2 separate regions of the Homo sapiens genome follow, and region 1 is linked to region 2. A link is an interaction called in ENCODE POLR2A ChIA-PET data of the cell type or tissue named here. Cell type or tissue: MCF 10A. All regions are shown on one strand. Links, peaks and the distances in the headings refer to the core of each region. The heading gives the core; the rest is flanking DNA. Region 1 overlaps CMIP (c-Maf inducing protein). Region 2 overlaps CMIP (c-Maf inducing protein).

What was found. ChIA-PET counts read pairs that join two places held together with the same protein. Peaks named below come from ENCODE experiments on the same cell type or tissue, not always from the same donor. Only the 100,000 strongest peaks of a DNase experiment are listed, where the experiment ranks them.
Region 1: POLR2A ChIA-PET joins it to region 2 with 7 read pairs; 2 of 35 experiments call an interaction of 5 or more read pairs at or near these places.

What each region holds. Positions count from the first base shown.
Region 1 is chr16:81,654,961-81,664,415 of GRCh38, reverse strand. CMIP (c-Maf inducing protein) reads right to left here. Exons shown (of 21, transcript NM_198390.3): 5 at 6,600-6,641; 6 at 3,470-3,532; 7 at 67-147. Among named protein-coding and RNA genes, the nearest start is that of MIR6504, 48 kb to the right of the region's middle. RefSeq lists an enhancer at 1,891-2,788. In MCF 10A, for the core only: no CTCF peak of the experiment used is centred there; no DNase peak of the experiment used is centred there.
Region 2 is chr16:81,596,435-81,605,889 of GRCh38, reverse strand. All of the region lies in intron 1 of CMIP (c-Maf inducing protein), which reads right to left. Among named protein-coding and RNA genes, the nearest start is that of MIR6504, 10 kb to the left of the region's middle. In MCF 10A, for the core only: no CTCF peak of the experiment used is centred there; DNase peaks (open chromatin) are centred at 3,849, 4,609, 6,289, 6,639 and 1 weaker place.

The DNA.
Region 1 (9,455 bases), core at 847-8,846, 58 kb before region 2:
CAGGGAGGCGCGCGGGGCCTCATGTTCTGGGCGCTGGGGTCTGGGTGTTGGGGCAGGGTGACTCACCATGTTATGCTTGAGGATTCGCTGCACCACGGGGGTGAACACCTCGATGACCACCATGGACCGGGGCCGCTCTCTGCAGTGCTGGGGACAGAGTGGGGTACAGTTACTGCGGCCCTAAGAATGTTCTGAACACAGCCCGTGGCTGCTAGCAGGGCTGGGGACAGTCAGCCCAGCTGTGGGTGCCTGGGTTCCCTTGATGAACACGGCTGCACTGCTTTCTAAAAATGAGTTTATTTTGGAGGGGGGCCAGTTCTAGGTTCAGAGCAGAACGGAGAGGAAGGTAGAGACCTTTCCCAGATACCCCCTGCCCCCGGCACGCACAGCCTCCCCAACGATCACTGCACATGCTCCTTTTAAGGATGGGGTGGGGGCGTTCCAGGCGGCCCTGAAATGTACCCTGGGCACGCAGGCCAGCAGGCATGTGGGGCACTGGAAAAGGAATCCTGGTGGAGAGACAGGGCCCAAGAGGACAACACAATCTTGTTTCCCTTTCCTGTCCCCTGATGCACACACAGAGGACTCCCTGGGCAGGGGGTAAAGTGCACCACGGTCCCCTTTCCTCCCAGGTGCCTGCATTTCTACCCCACAAGCTGGTCTCATTGGTGGACACAGCCCTTGCCTCCCCAAAGGACCGTGCGGTGTAACAAATGTAGCACGTATACCCTGTGGGATATTTGTTACAATGGAGAACCCCACACTGACACATCATTGTTACCCAGAGTCCACAGTTGACTTTAGGGTTCACTCTTGGTGCTGTGCGCTCTGGGTGTTTAGACAAATGTCTAATGTCCTGGAGCCACCAATGTAATATCATAGGAAGTCGTTTCACGCCCTAAAAATCCTCTGTGCTCAGCCAATTCGTCCCTCCCTCTCCCCAACCCCTGGCAACCACCGATCATTTTACTTTCTCCATAGTTTTGCTTTTTTCAGAATGTCCTGTAGTTGGAATCGTGCAGTGTGCAGCCTTTTCAGATGGGCTCCTCTCACTTACTAATATGCATTTAAAGCTCCCCCTTTCTCTTCGTGGTCTGCTAGCTCGTTTTTTTTTTTAGTGCTGAATAACACTGCATTGTTACACAGTTTATTTATCCATTCACCCACTGGAAGGCATTTTGGGTGCTTCCACGTTCTGGTAGTCATGAATACAGCTGCTGTAACGTCGGCATGTAGATGTTTGTGTGGACAGGTGTGTTGAACTCATTTGGGGAAATACCTACGAGTGCCATAGCCTTAAAATTTTTTTTTTTTTTTTGGAGTTAAAAAAGTAGACGAGATGAGAGCTTTTGTTTGCTTTTTGTTTGGTTTTGACCTTAAAGCTTGAGACTATTTCAGATGGTACACATAGGCGTTCTGACAGGGTCCTTATTTAATATATAATGAGACTTCTGTAAAGCTAAGATTCTGCATGTTTGGTCTGAAAGACCTTGGAAATTGGGTATGATAGTACGAGGGCTTTGGCATTTGACCACCAGGGTGTTGAAAATTCTGTGACTCTTCAACTGGTGGCTTTAGCACTCGGGTGGCAGTCTGCAGACCCAATTCATCACCAGCGCGGTGTTTTGTTTTTCATACTGGAAAGGAAGCCCTTCACAGGCTGTGAGGACAAGGCCCAGCCCCTCCCTCGTGTCCTGCACACATGTATCACCCACCCGGCCCCCAGATGAGGATGCTAGACCTGGGATAAGAGAAATCAGGGCTCCCCTGAGAAAGCAAGATGAATAAACTTTCCTCAGATCTTGGAATTTGGCAGGAGTTTGGCAGAGCGGACGCAGCGCGGGAGGCTTTGGTCCCCTCAAGCTCTCCTCTCTGGGCTCCAACTCCCAGAGGCAAAATAGCCAAAGAAGCATCCCACATGGCTGGGACCCCCCTCCCTCCAAAAGGCAGACGGCCCTCTTTGAAACACCCACACAGGATTACAGCAAAGAATGCCAAAAAGGGTACCTTTTTCTACCTCATCCCTTTCCAAACTGTGCTACTAGGAACGCTGAGGTAAGAAACACAGTGAGGCAAGTGAAGCCTCAGGTAGGAAACACAGTGAGGCAAGTGTATCTTGTTCTACAACAAATATCCAGTGTTCTAGAACCAGACTTTGAGAATCATGAGATCTGGGTGAAATCCTAAGCTTGAGAGGCAAGCATGGGGCAGGTTTGGGTTAAATTGGACAGGAGATGGAGGAGGTGATCTGTTGTGACAGGCAGAGGAGCAGCTGGCCGTTCTCTCAGGATACTGGGTTATTTAATTCCACTCTTCTGGGGGCATGATACCCATGAGTCCCGGAGGCAGACAAGGCCCTTGTGTGTCCTGAGGAGCCCGGGGCCTGTGTGTATCCACACCTGTATACACACACACACACTCACGGGTGTTCACTCCCTGGGCCAGGGGGCACACATTGCACATGCCCACATTAAGGATGGGGGTGGGGGTCATTCCAGGCCCTGACAGGTACCCTGGGCACTCAGACCAGAAGGTGTGTGGATTGGTAGAAAAGGAATCCTGATAGGGAGGCAGACTCCAGGAGGACAACTGAATCTTGTCTCCCTTTCAAAGCTCCCGTCCCCTGACACATACACAGAGGACTCCCTGGGGTGAGGGGTGGGGGGCCGGGAAGGGGCGGCAAGGGAAATCAAGCGCACCACAGCCCCCTTTCCTCCCAGGGGCCTGCTGTTCCACCCCACAGGCTGGTCCCACTGCTGGACACAGCCCACGCCTCTCCAAAGGACAGCGGGTGACCGTGGCAGGAGGCAGGTAATGGGAGCGGGGAGGGATGAGGACCAGCTGAGCGGGGCAGCAGGGGTATGACAGGGGAGTGCTGAGAACATGTCTCTCCAAGGACATAAAATTATTACACTAAAAAAACCACACAGCAAAGAACAAAACAGGTTTGTGTGATGGTTCGGCCTGAGCCACAAAGATGTGCCCTGGACATGTCCTATGTGAATCCCACTGCAAGGCTGGCGCCGGGTGCCCGGCAGCGGATGCCCTGCTCCACAGCTCCTCTAAGCTAACCTGGAGCACCGTGCTGCCTCCCGTGTTCAGGGAAAGCCCCACAGCCGCACCCCACCGTGGGCCAGCCACTGCGCAGAGGAACCTTGGCTAATAATAACCCAGCTCTGACGTCATGAGCCCAGGAAATCTGCAGCAACCTGTCTCCTAAGACAGCCGGGAAGTGATTCCAAGGAAAAGCAAGATGTTCCCCTTGTGACTCTTTGTCACCTGTCTGGCAGAGACGTGGGTGTAGCCCTAAGAATGGGTGCCGGGCATGCCCTCTCCGCCTGTGTCTGGGACCGTGACCCAAGACGGTGGGGCCCAGGTTTTTGGCCTTTCTGTGCAAACCCAATCCCTGGTATGCGCACAGAGGGAGGTTACTTCCTGCAGCCACAGCCCCAGCTCAGCAATCCCGTACCTTGCAAAAGAATTCACAGAGATCTGGTGGTGGGTGGTTGTTTTCCAGCAAAGGAGCGATTGCCTGAAACACAACAAACAAGCATCAGGAACCGTGGGGTAGATAGCCACGGAAAGACTTCGAACAATCTCCAGGCCATATTGTGAAGTGAAAAAAATAAATGCAGAGCAACACATCCTGCATCACATCATTCATATTAAAAGCAGAAAAAAAAAGAAAAGAAAAAATCCCCCAAAAATCCACAACCGTATCTGTCTGTGTGGGTTTGTCACCACCTGAAAACAAGGTGTTTCTAAAGAGGGCACTGGGATGGGATGAAATACTCTTTTCCTGATGAAAACATACTCATACTCATGAAATACTTGCAAAATTGGCTGGGCGCAGTGGCTCATGCCTGTAATCCCAGCACTTTGGGAGGCCAAGGCAGGTAGATCACTTGAGGTCAGGAGTTGGAGACCAGCCTGGCCAACATAGGGAAACTCCGTCTCTACCAAAAATACAAAAATTAACTGGGTGTGGTGGTGTGCGCCCCTGTAATCCCAGCTACTCGGGAGGCTGAGGCAGGAGAATCACTTGAACTTAGGAGGCGGAGTTGCAGTGAGCCGAGTTCCTGCCACTGCACTCTAGCCTGGGTGACAGAGTGAGACTCTGCCTTAAAAAAAAAAAAGAAAAAAGAAAAAAGAAATACTTGCAAAATGAGATTTTAAGTAAAATTAAAAGTTCTGTCACAGCTAGTATGGCTGGGGTCTGGGTCTGAACTCGATTCTGAACTTGAACCTAGATTCAGCTCATGTTCTTCACCACCATGGTGAGCGCCTTCCATAGTGAGCCGGACCACAGCTGGGGTTTGGACTCCTGGTCCATGACCAACAACGGTTACTACTGCCTGGCCAATGGAATGAATAAAACCAACTCAAGCTATGGTAGAAAAATTAGCGCATAAAAAACTACCAAGCATGTCCAAAGAAGACTAATTGCCAATAGGGCAAATAAGAGGATGTAACTGTTGGAATGAAAGGAGGCTCCAGAAGGCATCATAATAATGACAACAGCAATAGTAATAAAAGAATGCTGGAAGGGGAGGCTGTAAAATGCAGGGGTGAGGGTCAGACCCTCAGATCAAATTCTTTCCTGTTCTCAGGCATTCCTGCTGAGCCGGGAAGCTCAACCTGACCCAATTAAGGGTTCAGTTCAGCCACATTAGCTGGATAAATGCAGCCTGGATTTCTCAGATCAAAATTTCTTTCCCAGGCTTGTCCTGAATGCAAGCCCTTGTCCTCCATCCAGGGCTTCCAGGCACTCAGTGGGACCCACAGGTGTTGCTGGCAGGGAGAGGAAGGCAGTACCTCCTTCCAGCTCTCATGCTTGCTCCTGGTTCTGCAGCAGCCCGTCTTACCACTTTGCCTTTGCACATGTAAGTCCCCCTGCCTGAACTGCCTTCCCCAGCTTGCTCCGTTTACCTGACATTCTCCTATCTATCCTTTAAGATTCACCTTGGTCACCTCCTCCTGGAAGTCCTCCATCATCATCCTCCCAGGACCCTCCCTGACAGAGGTTAAGTACCTATCCTCTGCACCCCCTCTAACACCCAGAACAAACCTCAGCCCTTGGCCATGTTATTTTTGTATTATCTGTTGATCTGCCAGGTTCTCTCAGCACACATTCAGTCCTCAATGGCAGGCCTCAAGTCTTGTCCAGCTCTCTATCTGTGTCTGGCACATAGTCAGACTCACATGCTCAGCAAAGTTCGTTAAATGAATTGATGAATTAATACTATGCCAGAAAAAGGTGGTGGTGAGTGATTGGGGGTGCCCAGGTTGACTTGTCCTCCTGTTCTGGCAAGAGAAGGCAATGGACAGTCCGGGTGAAAGCATGGAGAAAACCTCTATACTGTTAGCGTTAGCAAACACCCACTGAGAGCCCACTACGTGCCAGACACTGGAGCTGACAGCAAAGGCAGAAGCTGCTGCCTTGACTCTCCACAATCAAAGGCCTGGGGCTCACCTCATTTTGTGCATACAGTACCCAGCTAGGCTTGCCAGGGCCGACTGAGTGGGTCCCCCAAGGCCCTGATTCGGCTAGAGGAGCGTGAGGGGCCTAGTGACTGATGCTGCTCTTGTTCTGTACCTTGCAGCCAGGAGACATCCCAGGCAGGTTAGTTCCAAGGTCCCCTCCTGGGCACAAAAGGCTCTGCCTCTTGCTTCTATTTCATCTCCCATCCGCCTGCTTCTCATTTCCTTATGCTTTATGCTCCAGCAATGCTGAAGCTTCCAGAACACACTACGTTGCTTTAAATCTTTGTGCTCTTGCACATTTTGTTTCTTCTCTCTGGGATGCTTTTATCCCGTTTTGCCACCTGGAAAACTCCTATTGATCCTTCAAAACCCAGCTCAGATAGCACTACCTCTAGGAAGCTTTCTGGCTCCTTTCCCAGGGGAGTTTATCACTCTACTTACTCTCTGCACTCAATGTCTCTATTTTTTGCGGTGATCACTTTTGTCTTCCTACAATAGATGATGAACTCCTTAGGGACTAGGTTATCTGTGAATTCAAATACATAGCATGGTGCTTACCATCTAGCAGGTGCAATTTCATTTCTTTCTTCTCTCAAGTGAGAGTTAGGTTTCGTAGCTAAAAGTCATTCAGGAAGATATTTTACCCCAAAAATGCTTACATCATGGTAGAGTCCCAGAAAATAGCATCTCACTTTATGTATCACAGGGAATTAAATCCAAGTTCTATTTGTGGATTAATTGGGAGACATGTCCTGGGGCAAGAAAGAGAACGTTTACCTTTCAGCTAATGGGGTGATGCCTCTGAATAAATTATACGGGCTCTGCCATCTCCTGCCTTCAACTCCCTAGGCAGAGACGCAGGAAGGAGGAGGCGATTATGATACATTTGCTACAAACCTCAAAGACAGACAATTACACTCCCGCTCCTATCAACTGGGGCTCTGAAATATGCAAAGGCAGAGGGAGGTGCGTCCGGCTTGCTAGAAAAGACAAAACGGAGCAAGGCCAGATGCTGGTGGATTACGCAGGCGCCAGAATTACCCCAAACCAGGAAAAGGGTTGTAGGCTCCAGGAGGCGGAGGTGGGTGGAGGGAGCGTGTTCGAGAGGAACTTACCACAATGATGTTTTCATGCTCCTGGGTGGTCAAGTTTGTGTTCTAAAGGATTGAATGGAGACAGCAGGAGGAAAACAAAACAAAAGAAAATTAAGAAAACGAGCATTTGGATTTCAAGATCCACAGTTTTGAAACATCTTCAGCGTCACAGACCAACTGTCACTGTCATTTTTTCTTAATTAAACAGATCAGAACACCCTCAGGGGCAAGGTCGGGAAGGGGGAGAAGGTATGGTTTTGGGGCAGGGAGAACTGAGTTCTTGTCCCTGTTTCGGGGCTTGAGTTATGTGACCTTGAGTGAGTCGAGTCTAGGGGAGACTCAGTTCCTGCTTCGGTCAACAGGGCTTCCAGTAACCTCAATAGGCTATTGGGAGAGGATCTGGCCCTCGTCAAAGTGAAACTGCTTAGAAGCCAGAAGGCAGGTTCATAATAAGTATGTAAAGAAACAGACCTTTCAAGAGTCCTAATCTGTGCCAGGCAGCCTTTTAGGAGTAACACGTATATGATTTCAGTGCTTCTCAAACTAAGTTCCCAAGGAACATGAAGTTCCGTGAGTGGGCCCGAGATGTTTTAGCTGAATTCAAATTCTAGCAACTGACTTGCAAAAACATAATTAGGTTGAATGGATTACATTTGCTGAAATTTTAGGGGTCCTGTTTCCTTCCCAATCTGGACTTTTCTTAAATAATTGGTAACTGTTACAGGTTGAACATCCCTTACTGAAAATGCTTGGGAACATGTGTTTTGGATTTCCATTTTTTTTTTTTAAATTTTGGAATATCTGCATTATACTTAACCAGTTGAGCAACCTAGTCTGAGAATGCAAAACCTGAAACTCTCCAATGAACGTTTCCTTTGAGTGTCATGTTGATGCTCAGAAAGTTTCGGACTTTTGGCCAGGCATGGTGGCTCCCATGCCTGTAATCCCAGCACTTTGGGAGGCTGAGGAGTGTGGATTGCTTGAGGCCAGGGGTTCAAGATCAGCCTGGCCAACATGGTGAAACCCCGTCTCTACAAAAAATACAAAAATTATCTGGGCATGGTACTCGCTACTCGGGAGGCTGAGGCAGGAGAAGCATTTGAATCCAAAAGGCGGAGGCTGCAGTGAGCTGAGATTGTGCCACCACACTCCAGCCTGGGCGACAGAGCGAGACTGTCTCTAAAAAAGAAAGTTTTGGACTTTGGAGCATTTCAGGTTTCACGATTAGAGATGCTCGACCTGTGCCGCCATCTGTGAGTACTTGAACAAGGAAAGAGACGGCTGTGCCATAAACAAGGAATCACAGGAAAACTCAGAAGTGCCCGCCCTTCTTTCTTGCTAGTTTCGTGGTGTGTTCTGCTTTGCTTGTCTGTTTTGGTGGACACACAGTGGTGCCAATTCGTATTTCCTAAAAGAGCCACATTGGCTGCTTGTAAAGAGACCTCTCATTTGAACAGTGTTGGCAAGATCGATTGTTCTGGTTCTAGACAGAGCCCCATGGCTCCCACCACCTGGACAGGCTTAAGGCATATGGGGGTATCTAATGTGTTTACAGAAGCCAAGGCAAAAGAAAAGCTTGCGAGCTATGAATTTGCTTTTGCCCAATAAGCTGGCTCCCGAGGGCTGCGGGAGGCCGTGAAGCCAGGTCAGCATCTGAATGAACAACATGAGTCTCTACCGGTCCCCATGAGACGTCCTGACCTAGGTGAGGTTGGACCCAAGATACCTAGAATGCAGGCATGTGAAAGGATGTTTTTTGGATCTGAACACGCTTTTTTTCTTTAGTGGATATGAGTGGAGTTTGAGCAGCCTGTTTATGGTAGATTATTAACTATCAGTCATTTTTCAGCTTCGGGGAGAAGCCTGGCCTTGGTCTCTCCTTATGACTGCTGAGCTCTCTATGCCTCAGGCACTGTGTAAGAGCTTTGTTTTGCTCATGCCACCAATTTCTTTTGATTATGACAGGTTCTCTACTATCCCATTGACTGATCAGCTGCCTAAGACTGACGGGATGCAGTGACTAGCAGGCGCAGGGTAATAGGGGCTGCAGTGAGGATATGAACCCGTCTGTCCTTACTCTAAAGTCTATATTTCCTGCCACTGAGCTACAGTGCTCCACCACCCATCCAAGAAGCAGTTCCTTATTTTGGGCTGCCAAGGGCAGCTCGACACATCCATCCCTCGCCGCCACCCACGCACCTTTCCAGGAAGGCTTTGGCGACCACGGACATCATTTCCTTTGTCCCAGTCACAGGACAGCCCATGCATTCTACAGGGAGCCTTCTCTCCCCCAGGGCCATTTTCCACCCCTGGTAGAGCATGTCCACCAATAGCCACTGCATTAGAGGGAACACCTGACTCTCGAGCTAAGCGGCCACTTTACACGCAACTCAACAAAGGCCTGGGAGGGTGGGGACAGCCAGCTTTGCTTTGCTGGTGGACGGACAGTTCTTTCTCGGAACTGTTTTGCGTCCTTAGCAGCTCCCTCCACGATGCCCCTCTGCCTGCTCCCTCCAGATCCTTCCACCTTCTGGTTGGTCTGGTGATGCCTGGAACCTCTCCAGAGGAGGCCTTGCAAACAACTTGGGCAAACAGAACAGAGAAACAACCCAGCCCCAAAACAGGGCACGGAGGTCGAAGGCAGATGTTTGTTTTTCCAGCTACTAGCTCCAGACCCCTGGCTGAAGGTGCTTACGGGGTTCAGACCACAGACATCTCCTATGACAATGAAAATGTGGCCATGTATCAAAGGCCCTTGCAAGTTAGGCACAGTGCCAAGCACTTTATGCATATGAGAGGATCGCATCTTCAATTCTGTGAAATAGGTACTCGTCTCAGACCCAATTTACAGAAAACAACTGGGCACAGAAAGGCCTA
Region 2 (9,455 bases), core at 525-8,524:
AGACATTTACTGAACTTCCGTTATGCTGCAGGCGCCATGCTAGGTGCTGGAGATTCAGCAGTGAATAAGACAGGAGCTTAGTGGGCAAACAGACAACAAACAAAATATCTAAATAAATAAACTATTGGAGAGTGGCAAGGGCCGCATAAAGAATCACAATGGGGTGTCATGACAGGTGGCCGAGAGCAGGAGTAAAGAGTGTCACAGACCCCACGGCCAGTGCAAAGGCTCAGAGGTGGGAACAGCTGGGAGTGTTCAAGGAGGAGCAGAAGGTGAAACGGAGGGAGGGCTGGGTAAGCGATGCGTTGGAGAGAAGGGTGGGTCACTCCTGGAGAGGCTGGTAGGTCCACCTAGGGGCTCAGGGATTCCTCCCAGGGGTTTGCAGGAGCTTTAGCCAAGGTTCACAGGGATTGCTGCATAGAAAACAGACTTGAAAGGAGACAGTGGTGGCAGGGGGACAGCCTGCAGGCTGCTGCACAGGTCCAGGTGAGCGACAAGGCTGCCTGGACCCCACAATCTAGGGGAGGAGGCAGCTGCGTTCATCCTGTCCTTTCCACCACTGCATCGCTCACCCCTCAGAGGACCCCCTGGCCCCCAATCCCGGCGGCTGCCATGTGTCACCCAAGAAGGTTCTCTTTATGCAGCGTGCCTCAAAGTCACACTCGTGGGCCTGCCCTTCACTGTTCTGGCCTGTTCCAGCATCCCGTGCACTGTTCTGTTCTCCCTATTCTGCAGTAAATGACTCAGCCCTAACAGTATGTCTTGTCCTGAGCACTGCCGGAGAAGCCAGGGCTTGGTGGTTGGTTCTGTACTTCTTTTCCTCACCCATATTCAAATATTTATTGTGTTGGTCACTGATTGTCTGTGTCCCCTGCTACTGTTTATATACTGTGGGAACAGGAGGGTTCACCTGCTGTTTCATATGCCTAAATGGCGTCTGACATTTAGGAGGTGATTACTAATTTCCTGACAAATTAATGACTATCTTACAAAAATAAAGGCAACTTTCATCCGTGTTTTAACTGTAAGCACCACCCACAACACACTGGACAGAGGCTTTCTGAGTCTACCTTTCACATGCCCTGCCTTAGCTGTCTTAACGTGGCTTTGATCTGAAGTTGCAACCAAGGCTTTTTAGGGAAAGGTTGGGTATAAATAAATACATACTGTTTTTTTGTTTTGTTTTGTTTGAGACGGAGTCTTGCTCTGTCGCCCAGGCTGGACTGCAGTGGCGCGATCTCGGCTCACTGCAACTTCTGCCTCCCGTGTTCAAGCAATTCTCTGCCTCAGCCTCCCGAGAAGCTGAGATTACAGGCGCCTGCCACCATGCCTGGCTAATTTTTTTTGTATTTTTAGTAGAGATGGGGTTTCACCATCTTGGCCAGGCTGGTCTTGAACTCCTGACCTTGTGATCCACCTGCTTCGGTCTCCCAAAGTGCTGGGATTACAGGCATAAGCCACCGCAGCCGGTCCTTTTTTTTTTTTTTTTTTTTGAGACAGAGTTTTGCTCTTGTCACCCCGACTGGAGTACAATGGTGCATTCTCAGCTCACTGCAACTTCCGCCACTCGGGTTCAAGCGATTCTCCTGCCTCAGCCTCCTGAGTAGCTGGGATTACAGGCGTGCGCCACCACGCCCAGCTAATTTTTCAGTATTTTTAGTAGAGATGGGGTTTCACCATGTTGGCCAGGCTGGTCTCGAACTCCTGACCTCAGGTGATCCTCCTGCCTCGGCCTCCCAAAGTGCTGGGATTACAGGCGTGAGCCACCACACCCAACCCATACTGTTTTTAAAAAGCAGACAAGCTGCATGCCTACTGCCTGAAGCAGCATTTGGCCAAAAGCAGACTTTTTAGGACCAAGGAGACTTGTGTTTGGGCCGCTTACTGTGTGTCCTTAGGCAAGTTACTCCCCCTCTCTGAGTTCATTTCCTCTACTGGTTAAGATGAGAATTTATTTAATAGGTAGAATTCCTGGGAGCATTACCAGAGATCCAGTTTATCAAGGACTCAGCACAGTACCTGGAACAAACTAAAGAACGCAATCAAACGAACTATTTTGAGAAAGACCAATCTTTGCCTCTGGGGTCTTCCTCCCCAAACCCATAACCCAAGTCTAACCATCAGAAAAATATCAGACAAACCATAACTGAGGGACTTTCCTCAAAACTCCTGACCAGTGCTCATTAAACATGAGGAAAGCCTGAGCAGCTATCCCAGCCAAGGGAAGTTTTGGGAGACGTGACTACAGGTACTGTGGGGATCCTGGATGGGATCCCGGGACAGAAAAAGGACATCACGGAAAACCTAAAGAAACCTAATAAAATGTGGACTTCGGCAATCATGTATCAATATTGGTTCACAAGTTGTGACAAACGCAGCCCACAGACTAAGATACTAGCAGCTGGGGAAGCAGACTGCGGATGTGTGAGAACTCTGGGGTATCCTCGTCGCTTTCCTATACATCTCAAACTGTCCTAAAAGAAAATGTTTATTTAAAAACAAAAACAAGGCCGGGCGCGGTGGCTCACGCCTGTAATCCCAGCACTTTGGGAGGCCAAGGTGGGCGGATCATGACGTCACCTTGATCGAGACCATCCTGGCTAACATGGTGAAACCCCGTCTCTACTAAAAATACTAAAAAAACGAGCCAGGCGTGGTGGCGGGTGCCTGTAGTCCCAGCTACTCGAGAGGCTGAGGAAGGAGAATGGCGTGAACCCGGGAGGTGAAGCTTGCAGTGAGCCGAGATCGCGCCACTGCACTGTAGCCTGGGCAACAGAGCAAGACTCCTTCTCAAAAACAAAACAAAACCAAACAAAAAAAACTGCTGCTGCTGTAGTGCTATCACTGGGCAGGAACACGGGAGGCTTGCAGGGGACATGGGCTGGATTGGGATGGAAAGCCTCTGAACGCTGCTGTTCCTTGGGCTCAGATATGAGCTAACACTGCCCAGGCACCTCTGCCGTTCTGGGTACTTTCCTATCGCTGGGATTATTTTACAGATAACTGATAATTCCCTGGTAAGCTGAACATGACGACCGGAGCTCCAGGGGAGGAGATTCCTGTCTGGGGTAGGAGGCTGAATTGGATAAGAAAGAACATTAAAATTCTCCTCCATTGAGGGATGGTAGGGAATCCTGCTCTAAGATGTACAGCTAAGAGAACAATAAGCAGACGAAAAATTTTTTTCCTAAACGTTAAGAGCAGTGTAAGGCATACTGTATGATTCCATTTATATGACATCCTGAAATAAACAAAACTACAGGGGCTGAAATCACACCCATGGTTGCCAGCCGCTGGGGCGGGCGAGGGGCAGGGGGACTCTTGGGGGTGATGGGAATATTCTCTGTATTGACTGTGGGGGCGATGTCACTTGGCTGTATACATTTGTCAGAACTCACAGATCTGCACGCTAAAAGCGTGACTCTTACTGTATGTAAATTACAACGCAAACCTGACTGAAAAAGGCAATGCGTGAAGACAAGGTAATTTGGAAGATGACGAATAAAATCTTTCCCATAAAAATCCAATCAAGACCACTCATTAGCACTCTGGTGTGTGACTTTCCTGATTATTTTAATATATAATTTTTTATAAAGCCGAAATCATACAGTACAAAGAATTTTGTAACGCCTTTTTTTTCCCCACATTATCGCACATAGATGTCCCTGCTCTGAATGGCAAGCTCCAGAACTCTCACTGTAGCAGCTATAAAATATTCCGCCACCATCAATTTCATCCCTGCTCTCACCCCCTCCCTCAGGGACAGTGCCACTGTTTCATTTTATGCTGCCATGCACAACTCCGCAGTGAACATCCTTGTGAAACATGTTTTTCTACCCTATATTTAGGATTATTTCCTTAGGCCAGATTCCCAGAAATGGAATTACTGGGACAAAGGGCAAGAGCACGTTTTACGTTGTTGCCAAATTGCTCTCATTAAATGGATATTAAAGGGAACCGGAGAGCCCTGGCCAAGGCTAAGGGGCTTTTGTCCTGGGCCACCAGCTTGACAGGGCCATGTGAGAAGCAAGGAGCGAACCCAGGTAGGTTTGGTGGGACCGCTCGCTAACTGAGTGCCCGCAAGGTGACGGTGCCCAGAGGGTATTGGAGATGCGGCAGCCCACAAGCTGGGGTTCTGGCCCCGGGGGACGCTGCCTTCCATGGGAGCTGGAGAATGGGTCGGTGAACTCTGCCTTTGTCTTTTTGCTCTCGGGGACAGATATGGAGCTAGTTTTGGGGGATCCTGCATTTGCCAGACCAGGAAGAGATACTTCACCTCTGCCTGTTTCCAGGTGAGCCCCCTGTCCAGTGGCACACAATGCTGGATCTGGGCTGGAAAAAATAGGGCCTAGAAGGACCTCATGAGGGTCCCATGTGAACCCCCAGAGATCTTCAGAACTGGCATTCCAAACCAGATATGGCCTCAGACCTGCTTCCAGAGTGGGTGGGGAATGGGGTGAGCTGACCCCCCCAGAAAGAGCCCCCATTGGGCCCCCGATGCTGGCAGAAGACACCTAGCCTTCGCCTTCCCTTGCCTTTGTGGTGAGCCAGCTCCCTCCTGCCCAAACCTGCCTGCTGGTTTCCATGGGGATTCCTCTCAAAGTGAATACGAATCATGACGTCCAGGCTGACTCAAAACATGTGCCAGGGAAGGGAGGAGCTCCCGGACCCCAAAAGAAGCCAGTCTGGAAAATCCTCCCATGAGCTTATTCCCGAGGCCAGAGAAACCTTGCCCAGTCGGGGATGGGGTTGAAAACAGCAGCTGTTTGTCATGGGGCATGTGTGGCCCTGACAGCTGGGTGGATGTGCTGGGCTGGAGTCAAGTCCCCTCTCTCCCTACGTGGAAGCGGCTTGAATTATCACACAGGGGACACCCATGCTGCACAGTCGGGTTCCACGTGGCACCACCCCACTGTAAGGAAGGATTTGCTGGACCTGCACACACACCCTGGGGCCCCAAAGGAGAAACGAGAAGTTGGATGGCAGCCCTGCTTAGACAGTCAACAGCAACAACACCAACAACACTAATGATGAGGCTGCCATCACAGTGTCATACGCAGTGGTGCTCAAAGTGGCTTGCGCTGGGAGAATGGGCTTCAGTCCCCACCTCCCCTGGCTGCATTTCTAAAATTCAAAGTAAAATTCACAGAACGTAAAACTAACCATTAATCACTTAAGATGTACAATTCACGGGCATTGAGTCCATTCCTGATGCTGTGTCACCATCATCTCTATCGAGTTCTGAGATGTTTTTACTCCCAAAGGAAGCCCCATACCATTAAGTCGTCACTCCCTGCTACCCCATCCCCAGGCGCCAGGCAGCCACTAGCCTGGTATCTATCAATGGGACTTGCCTGTTCTGGACATGTCACATAAATGACATCACATACTTTGTGGCTGTTTGTGCCTGGCTCCTTTCACTTACTGTTTTTGAGGTTTATCTGTGCTATGGCATGAGTCGGAACCGCATTCCTTTCATGGCTGACTGACATTCCATTGTATGGGCAGGCCACATGTTTATACATTCATCTGCTGATGGACACATGGATTGTCTCTATCTTTTGACTATAGTGAAGAGCCAGCTTTATATATCTTTTTTTTTTTTTTTTTTTTTCAGATGGAGTCTCACTCTGTCGCCTAGGCTGGAGTGCAGTGGTGCGATCTTGGCTCACTGCAACCTCCGCCTCCCGTCAAGTGATTCTCCTGCCTCAGCCTCCTGAGTAGCTGGGATTACAGTCACCCACCACCACTCCTGGCTAATTTTTGTAATTTTAGTAGAGACAGGGTTTCACCATGTTGGTCAGGATGCTCTTGAACTCCTGACCTTGTGATCCACCCACCTCTGCCTCCCAAAGTGCTGGGATTACAGGCGTGAGCCACCACTGCTGCCATATATCTTTTTTTAATGATGACAGAAGGAAGGACACCTGCTATGCAGACGCTAGCCTCACTACACCCCACCCATATGGACATTCACAGGTGCCCGTGGTTAACATTCATCAAGCAGTTACCATGTGGCCAGCACCATGCTAAGAGCTTTATATATAATCCCTCATTTAACTTGACAACAATGCTAAGGCGGGGAGGCTGTTTTTATCCCTGTTATCCACATGCTACAGAGGAAGAAACTGAGGCACAGAGCAGGGGATGTCTCACACAGGCCTCCTGCTCTTATAAGACAGGCCCAGGATTCAATTTCGTAACCCCCCAAGACAGCAACTTCCATCCCTCTGTTATGCCAAATTCCTCTGGCCAGAGGCAAACTCCAATTTGTGTACCTTTGTGCTCACACACCTCAAGTACATATTATGAGAAAGGAGCTGGGACCACAGCCAAAGCCACAGCTGGAACCAGCATGGCAGGGGCCTCAGGTCCACCCTTCTGTTGCTACCCCACGCAGCAGGTCCTCAGACACCTATAGATCAGCTTGGCCTCCAAGGCAGAAACCCATGGATGCTCATTTGGGGAAGGCCCGTCAAAATATTTCATGTTCTTTTTAATCTCACAAACGGAAAGTCATACAGCAAACGCAAAGTGGCAGGTAACGATATGATCCTAGAAGGGCCGGTTTGGGCCTTGGTCCCAGAAGAAATCTCAAATGCCGTTCACACTCTCCCTCCCCTGGTTTCCCTCAGGTAATATGACCTCTCCTTGCCCCGGGGCTGTTGTTATTATTACTGTGATCCACTGGTGAGCTGGGCTGCAACCCAGCTGTGCCCTTGGTGTTGTGGGCACAGGGGAGCTGCCTGCACCTTTCTCAATGGCTGCAGAGTTGGGGTGACTGTGTCTATTTTGTATGGTTTCTCCAACCATTCTCCAGACGCCGACTGACCAGTTCTTTTTGCTGACACTTGACACTGCACCTTCCCCCATGCCAGGCCCTCAAAAGGTTACTACTCTTTTTTTTTTTTTTTTTTTTTTGAGACAGAGTCTTGCTCTGTCACTCAGGCTGGAGTACACTGGCATGATCTTGGCCCACTGCAACCCCCGCCTCCCGGCTTCAAGCGATTCTCCTGCCTCAGCCTCCCAAGTAGCTGGGATTATAGGCACACAACACCACGCCCAGATAATTTTTGTTATTTTTTAGTAGACATGGGGTTTCACCATGTTGGCCAGGCTGGTCTCAAACGCCTGACCTCAGGTGATCCGCATGCATCAGTCTCTCAAAGTGCTGGGATTACAGGTGTGAGCCACCATGCCCAGCCGAACGTTACTGCTCTTCTGTTGTGGCCTGTGAAACCAGGGCATGCAGTCTGTTAGAACCATGTGTAAAGTAAAAGTAATGAGGCTTTGAGCAAGAAAATCTCATGGGAGAAAAATACATCCCTCTTGTGTTTTATTTGATCTTACTTTCTTGGTGATAGCTCTAAAGTTCTTTGTAGCCTAAATGAGTTGATACTGGCACTGCCCTACAGGATCGTCTGTGATGATGCAAACGCTCCGTATCTGCACTGGCCAATGCTGTAGCCACCTGTGGGCCACTGAGCACCTGAAATATGGCCAGTGTGGTGGAGGAACCAAATTACACATTTTGTTTAATTTTTGTTAATTTGACTGTAAAGAGCCAGATGTGGCCAGGCGCCGCCCTGTTGGTCAGCTCTGTTGTAGGCGATACCCTCCTGTTGGTCAGCTCTGTTGTAGACGATACCCCCGTTGGTCAGCTCTGTTGTAGGCGATACCCTCCTGTTGGTCAGCTCTGTTGTAGGCGATACCCTCCACTTCTCTAGCGTGTGCCAGTTTCCAAAACACCTTCTTCCCGAGCACATTCATCCTCCCAGCCAGCCTTGTGGTCAGGATTAGTACTTTTAAAAACCACACAGATGAGGAAACCGAGACTCAGAACTACAGGGGAACAGTTATGTCCTGATCCTCCAGTCCCCTCCCTGGATAAGAGCTGTCACCTAAGGACTGAATTCATGAAGTCATTCAACAAGCAGAGGCCTCCTAGGTGCAACCCTATGCCCAGACCTGGGGATAGGCCAGTGATGGAGAGGGACACGGCTCTGCCATCACAGAGCCATCAAGCTGGGGGGGAGACAGATGATCCCTGAAGATGGCTGGTGAGAGGAACAGAAATCTGTGTCCTTGAGTGTGGCACTTTTCATATGTGCCACTGGGCATCTTTGACAGTTGAGTGTCCAACAAGACTCAGAGGAACCCCAAAAGGAAGCTGAATGGGGGAACTGGCCCAAGCCCCTGCTGGAGCCCCACGGAGTTGGTGGAGGGCCTGGGTGCAGGTGTCCCGCCCCCTGCTCTAGTCCCAGGACCTTCCAGGCTGGGAGACTCCCCCCCCCCCGCTCCCCTCGCTCACCTCCCACATCTCCAGGGCTCTTCCCACCTCCACAAGCCCTTAATCCCACAATCCTGCAAGAGGAAGGTATTGCATCACTCTCATGACAGACCAGAAATGAACACTCTGAGCAGGTGCACAACTTGACCAACCGCACACAGCTATTCAGGAGAGAGCTGGGAAGAAAACCAAGACCTTTGGACTTCACGCCCTGGCCTTTGTCTACAGGCAACTAGTAAGTTAAAGACCAGAGGGGTTACCAGAGTATGAGACCATCATACCAGCAGACTGGCTCAAATGGAAAAGATGAAAAATGATAAGTGTTGGCACAGACACAGTGCAAACAGAATCCTAAATTGCTGGAGGGAGTTAAACTGTGAATCCACCTTGTGACAGCTCTGCTGAAGCTGAACATGAGTCCCCTAGAACCCAGCAATCCCCTTCCTCCACAGAAAGGCCCATATTTGTGCTCCCAAAGATGTTTGCACAAGTGTTCCCTGAGCATTAGGTAGCCCAAACTAGAAACTACCCAAATGACCATCAAGAGAAGAATGAATAAAGAAATCCTGGTATATCCACTCAGCAGAAGCCTAAATGATGAGAATGTATGGTCTACAACTATGCACAACACATAGATGACCTACACAAACTGAGCATGGAGCAAAAGCAACTGGACAGAAGCATGTCATCAATGTACATCACCATGTGCTTCCACCCATACAAACTTCAGAAAGAGGTGCACCTGAGTCTGTGCTGTGGGAAGTCAGGGTACTGGTTATTGGGGTGACCAATTGTCTGGTATGCCTAGGACTAAAGGGTTTCTTGGGATGTTGAATGGTCACTACTCTATTGGGAAAATCCTGGGAAAACCAGGACATGGTGTTGATCCTACTGGTTACCCCATGGAGGGATGGCGCTGGAAAAAGGCAAATAGGAGCTTCTGGGGAGGGCTGGCAGCATTCTAGGTCTGGATTCTGGCTGTTGGTGATACAGGGTGTTCACTTTGTTAAAGTTCATCAAGCAGTATACAATGTGTGTACTCTTTTGTGTGTATGCAATGTTCCAATTGAAATTTTTTTTTTTTTTTTTTTTTGAGACAGGGCCTTTCTCTGTTGCCCAGGCTGGAATGCAATGGCACGATCCTGGCTCACTGCAACCTCTGCCT